2 separate regions of the Mus musculus genome follow, and region 2 is linked to region 1. A link is a loop called in an ENCODE intact Hi-C map of the cell type or tissue named here. Cell type or tissue: heart. All regions are shown on one strand. Links, peaks and the distances in the headings refer to the core of each region. The heading gives the core; the rest is flanking DNA. Region 1 holds the start of Map3k15 (mitogen-activated protein kinase kinase kinase 15). Region 2 has its middle 32 kb from the start of Pdha1.

The links. A loop is a pair of places that touch in the nucleus more often than their neighbours do. Peaks named below come from ENCODE experiments on the same cell type or tissue, not always from the same donor. Only the 100,000 strongest peaks of a DNase experiment are listed, where the experiment ranks them.
Region 2: it touches region 1 in a loop (5-fold over the local background); 8 of 42 quality-filtered maps call a loop at or near these places.

The regions. Positions count from the first base shown.
Region 1 is chrX:159,986,829-159,989,739 of GRCm38, reverse strand. Map3k15 (mitogen-activated protein kinase kinase kinase 15) reads right to left here and starts at 1,536. Exons shown (of 29, transcript NM_001163085.4): 1 at 935-1,536. The coding sequence starts at 1,307. In heart, for the core only: a CTCF peak has its summit at 1,648 (motif pointing left); a DNase peak (open chromatin) is centred at 1,619; H3K4me3 peaks cover 1,110 bases; H3K27ac peaks cover 627 bases; H3K27me3 peaks cover 473 bases.
Region 2 is chrX:160,168,752-160,171,662 of GRCm38, reverse strand. No RefSeq gene overlaps it. Among named protein-coding and RNA genes, the nearest start is that of Pdha1, 32 kb to the right of the region's middle. In heart, for the core only: a CTCF peak has its summit at 1,318 (motif pointing right); no DNase peak of the experiment used is centred there.

The DNA of each region.
Region 1 (2,911 bases), core at 239-2,738:
CACAGATTTATCCCCAAAGGTTAAGTAAGAAAAGCAATGGAAGAAACTTGAAAACCGGATGGTTAGGTCACACTCAGCACAGCGAGCCTGCATCTAGCAATGGTTTACATTAAGAGATTAAAACATCACATAGCCGTAGATTACACAACACCATGCTTGTCAGGCAGTAACTTGCCACTCTCTGGTTGTAGGATGGACTCCCCTGTAAGAATTAAAACACTCTGAAGGCCTCACGTTGGGTGTCATTGGTCTAAAATAGATAGGATTTGTTTGTTTGTTTGAGGGAGAGTCTCACTTTGTAGCCTAGGCTGGCCCCAAACTCCATATGTCCCAGAGGCTGGCCTTGAATTTGCAATCCTCCCACCTCTGTTTCCTGGGATTAGATGAGTGATCTGTCTTAAGTTAATTAGTTTTAACAGCTATCCCAGATGACTATAATAACCAGCCTGCATTAGGGATATATGTCAGAAGAAAACAAACTGGAGGACGGACTCAACATCTTGTTGGTGGCGCTCAACCTTCCTAATGGTTTAATACAGTTTCTCTTGTTGTGGTGACCCCCCAAGCAGAAGGTTATTTCGTTGCTACTTTATAACTATAATTTTACTTGTTATGAATTACAAAGTAACTATCTGATAGGAGACCCCTGTGGGGGGAGAACCGCCATCTTAGGCGATAGTGTGTTTCTTGGGTTGTTGGCTATTATTAAAAGAAAAATAAATGATGAAATGGGTCTAAGTGCCTATGGTCACTCTTTATCTGTCCAAGGGCTCCTTCCTTGTTCTACACTGTCCAGGAGGTAAGAGATTGGTCCTGAGCATCACCGATGGCAGGATGGAGGGGGAACTGGAGGAGAGAGCCAGGGGGAGAGAGTGGAGGGGTGGCAGGGCTTGTGAGAAGGCCATGGGAAGCCAAGGGTGGCCCCAGCCCTCACCTGCATCGTAGAAGGCATCGAGCACGGCCGTCTCCCCGAAGTCGAGCTCCCCGAAGGGGACGGAGGTGAGGTGGGCGCCCTCGGCTTCGCAAGCCCGAAGCAGGCACTTGAGCGCCCCGGCCTCGGGGCCGCCGCCGGCGGCTGCCCCCTGCGAACTTTCGCTGCGCACGTAGACAGCCCGCAGAGCCCGGCGTGGCCCGCGCCCGCCCTCGGCCTCGCCGCCCGCCGCGTCCCCCGTGCTCTCGGGCTCCGCCAGCCCCGCCGCGCCCTCGGGCCCCGGGGGCAGCCTGCCCTGGGGCGGCTCGCCGGCTTCCTCCGGAGCCTCGGCAGGGACTGGCCCGCCGCCGCCGCCGCTGCCGCCGCCGCCCTCCATGTGACTGGCCCGCGGGGCTGGCGGCTTCGAAGCCCAGGTGCTCTTCCCCGAGACACCTGCTGCACAGGCGGATGACGGACGGGCGGACCGGAGGACGGACGGCGGCCGCAGGGAGCCGGAGCAGGGGGCGGGCGCAGAGGCCGGGGCGGGCAGGTGACCACGGGTTCTCCGGCGGCCGGCGGAGCGGAGCTCAGGGCCGGCTTGCCCCGAGCGCCCTTTGAAAGCCCGCGAGAAAGAGGCGGGGGCTCCGACGTCAGGACGGGCGGAGGGGGCGCTGCCGAGAGCCTCGGGGCAGCAACGCCAAGGGCGCCCCCTGCCGGCTCCCCCGCGCAGCGCCCCCAGCCCGGACGCCGGCCGAGGCGAGGATTGCAGGGCTCAGCTCGATTTGGCTCTCCTTGGGTCCTCCCCTCGTTCTTCCTTTGAACTACTGTTACAAACTCGTTTCCTTGGCTTCCTTCCTTTTTTCCTTCCTTCGTTCTTTCCTTCTTTCCTCCCTCCCTGACTTCCTCCCTTTCTTCCTTCCTTCCTTCATTCCTTCCTCCCTCCCTTTCTCTATCTTTCCTCCCCCTCTTTTTTTTTCTTTCATCATTTTTCCCCGCCCCCACGCCTGCCCACCAAACAAGTTGAAGCTTTCAACCACAGTAGACTTTCAAGGCACTAATTGGATATTGATAATCAGTTCCAAACTAAGTGCACATGCAGCTTTAACTCTACATCAGGAGGATGAGCAATGCCTCATTTGGCACTCGCCACTGTCCAGGACATAACCTCCCTGAGCCCTGTCTTGCAGCCTTATTTGTCTTGACTTTGGTAGTGACCTTGACAAGGTATGGGGAGGGTGCTGGCAAGCCAACATTTGTTTGCCTGGGAAATACACTCCCGTAAAAGTGCGCTGCCTACCTGACCTCTGAAATACTAAGGCTCCAAAGAGGTCTCCACTGCATCTCTGCAGCTCACCATTTTAGTCTCCAGCATTACATTATATTTAAACAATAAAATGCACTACAAGTTGTCATGTGGTGGTGGAGTTGTCTTTTTAACAGCTGCTTCTAGGTATAATTTACAAACCACCTAGAACAAAATGGCTGGCTGGATCTTTAGTGTAGTCCCAGTTCTGTGTCCATCACGACAACTTTTAGAATGCCTGAACACTCCACTACCCACCCCACCTGCACCCCCACTACCTTTTAGAAATCACTTTTTATTCCGTCCTCTGAAATAACCAGCCCTTAGCAAACCATCAGCCCTGGCTCTCTATTTGCCTTGTCTGTACATTTCCTATACTGGATGGAATCAAAGTGTGAAAATGGGTTTTCATTTGCTTTGTATTCAGTGCTAAGAGGAGAATGTCTGGGTTGCATGAAGGATATGTTTAACCTTTGAAGAAATTCACTGCTTTCCAAAGTGGTTGCATCATTTCGCATTCCCATGGAAGTGTAGAAGTGTTCCATTTCCTCTATAACCCCAGCAACACTTGTGACTGTCTCTTTCTTCATTACAGCTCCTAGTGGGTACTAGAACTCATTCTGATTTCGAGTTGCAATTCCCTGTTGGCTAAAGGTGATCAGCATCTTGTTCTACACTCCTGTCTCATTCATGTAACT
Region 2 (2,911 bases), core at 283-2,782, 180 kb before region 1:
TTCCTTGCAAGATACAAACATATAGGAACATATTATTGCTTTATTAATTAAATCTCTCTGTGTGTCTCTCTCTCTGTCTCTCTCTCTGTCTCTCTCTCTGTCTCTCTCTGTCTCTCTCTCTCTCTCTCTCTCTGTGTGTGTGTGTGTGTGTGTGTGTGTGTGTGTGTTGCTGAGAATGAAAGCTAGGGTATCATGCAAACTAGGAGAGCACTCTACCACTGAAGTATACACCTAACCCTGAATTAGTGCGCTTCAGAGAACTGCAATCGACAAGATTGTTGTAAAGAGAGTTTACTTGAAGATTTGCTGGCAGCCACCCTCTGTACAGTTGAAACCTCCCTCGCCATTCCTTTGCCCAGAAGAACTATTTGACATTTATTCTATCCTGCACTATACATTCTATGATGTCCACTTAGTTGTGCTTCTTCATTATGATACAAATTCAAGATATCTTATGTTACCTGAGGAGAGGAGTCAAATCAAGATAATGTATGCACACACTGTTTTGAATAAAACTCTTCTGGACTTTTATCCCTTCTGTACTTACATGGTAGCTACTGTCTCACACCAAGAGCACCATCAAGAATCCACCTACATGGGTCCCTTCAGGGTGGCCCCACAGCAGTAGTCAAATTGGGAGTGAAGTTTCCATGACTACTGCGGTGTGAACACTCAAGGGAACTATTGACATATGATGTATGTCTGCTTGGGCTCTACAGTGATAGTGATGAATAGCTGTGACAAAGAGGCCATATGTGCCCAACACCCATGACACGGACTATACTAAACATTAGAAGAAAACTTCCTGACCACTACTATAAAAGAATTTTAATCTACAATTTTGGGTAGAAAATTCATTTCACATTGTGTGGTTTATTTGTTTGCTTGGGGTATTGATGTTTTCTTTTTTTTATTACATATTTTCCTCAATTACATTTCCAATGCTATCCCAAAAGTCCCCCATACCCTCCCCCCCACTTCCCTACCCACACATTCCCATTTTTTTTTTTTTTGGCCCTGGCGTTCCCCTGTACTGGGGCATATACAGTTTGCATGTTCAATGGGCCTCTCTTTCCAGTGATGGCCGACTAGGCTATCTTTTGATACATATGCAGCTAGAGTCAAGAGCTCCGGGGTACTGGTTAGTTCATAATGTTGTTCCACCTATAGGGTTGCAGATCCCTTTAGCTCCTTGGGTACTTTCTCTAGCTCCTCCATTGGGAGCCCTGTGATCCACTTTATTTTCAGTTTGTGTTTGGGTGTTTTGCCTGCCAGCCTTTGTACTATTTGCCTGCAGTACCAACCAAGGCCAGAAGAGGTCATGAGATCCTCTGGAACTGGAGTTTTAGCTGTTTGAAAGCTGTCATGCAGATGATGGGAGTTCAACTCGTGTCTTTTAGAAGAGCAGCAATTGTCCTTAACCTCTCCAGCCTGTTTGCTTGTTTTGAAGCAGAATCTCTAGCCCAACTGGCTTCAAAACTCCCTATGGAGACAAAAAGGCCGTTAACAGGCAGTTCCTGCTGCCTCTACCTCCTAAGTCTGGCACATTTGTATAGTTTATATATTTTATATTCATTTATTCATGGAGAGCATGTGTGCCAATGGCAAGCATGTAGAGGTCAGAGAACAACTTGTAAGAGTCAGTTCTCTCCTCACTCTATGCAGGTCCCAGAGACCAAACTCAGGGCCCTATTTTTGGTAGCAAGTGATGTGTTTATGAAAAGATAAAGAGGTAGGGGTTATGTTCTATGGGGGTGTAGTGAGGTATAGGGGAAGGGGATGTCTCAGCTGGCCCATGCCAAGGCATCCGTTCCCCCTGATGGACCGGCCACAAGACGGTATAGTATAGAATAGAGTTTATTCAGGTCATGGGGAGGGGAATTAAGAGGGTAGAGAGGCAGAGAAAGGCAGAGAGAAGGAGAGAGTAAAGAAGTAGAAGCCAAGCATACCATGACCACATGGAGGGAGGGTGAAGGGAGGGGGGAAGGGAAGAGCCCAAGAGAGCAAGAGAGAAACAAGAGAACAAGAGAGGGAGGAGGGGGCAAGCAGCCCCTTTTATAGTGGGTCAAGCCTACCTGGCTGTTGCCAGGTAACTGTGGGGTGGAGTTTATACAGAATGCTAACAGCAAGTGCCCTTCCATCAAACTGGCCCTCATACTTGCATAAGCTTTAAATACTTACATATAGCAAAAACATAGATATTTAAAATAAGGAAAGGAGAAGAGAAAGGTATAAAAATATATACTGTATAAATGAGCAAAGCTTATGTTTATACAATAGTTTTGTCATTTTATGCATTTTTATATCACTATAATACACACACATTTTTAATGAAGAATTTTTTCATGCAATATATTTAGATCATAGTTTCTCATCTTCCAATTCCTCCCAGATCCTCTCTCTCTTTCTTTCTCTCTCTCTCTCTCTCTCTCTAATTAGATATTTTTTATTTACATTTCAAATGTTATCCTCTTTCCTGGTTTCCCCTCTGAAAACCCCCTTATCCTCTTTCCCCTCTTCCTTCTCACCAACCCACCCACTCCCGCTTCCTGGTCCTGGCATTCCCCTATACTGGGGCATAGAACCGCCACAGGACCAAGGGCCTCTCCTCCCACTGATGACTGACAAGGCCATCTTCTGCTACATATGCAGCTAGACCATGAGTCCCACCATGTGTTTTCCTTGATTGGTGATTTAGTCACCAGGAGCTCTGGGGGTACTGGTTAGTTCATATTGTTGTTCCTCCTATGGGGCTGTAAACCCCTTCAGCTCCTTGGGTCCTTTCTCTAGCTCCTTCATTGGGGACCCTAAACTCTGTCCAATGGATGGCTGTGAGCCTCCACTTCTGTATTTGTCAGGCACTGCAGAGCCTCTCAGGAAACAGCTATCTCAGGCTCCTGTCAGCAAGCTC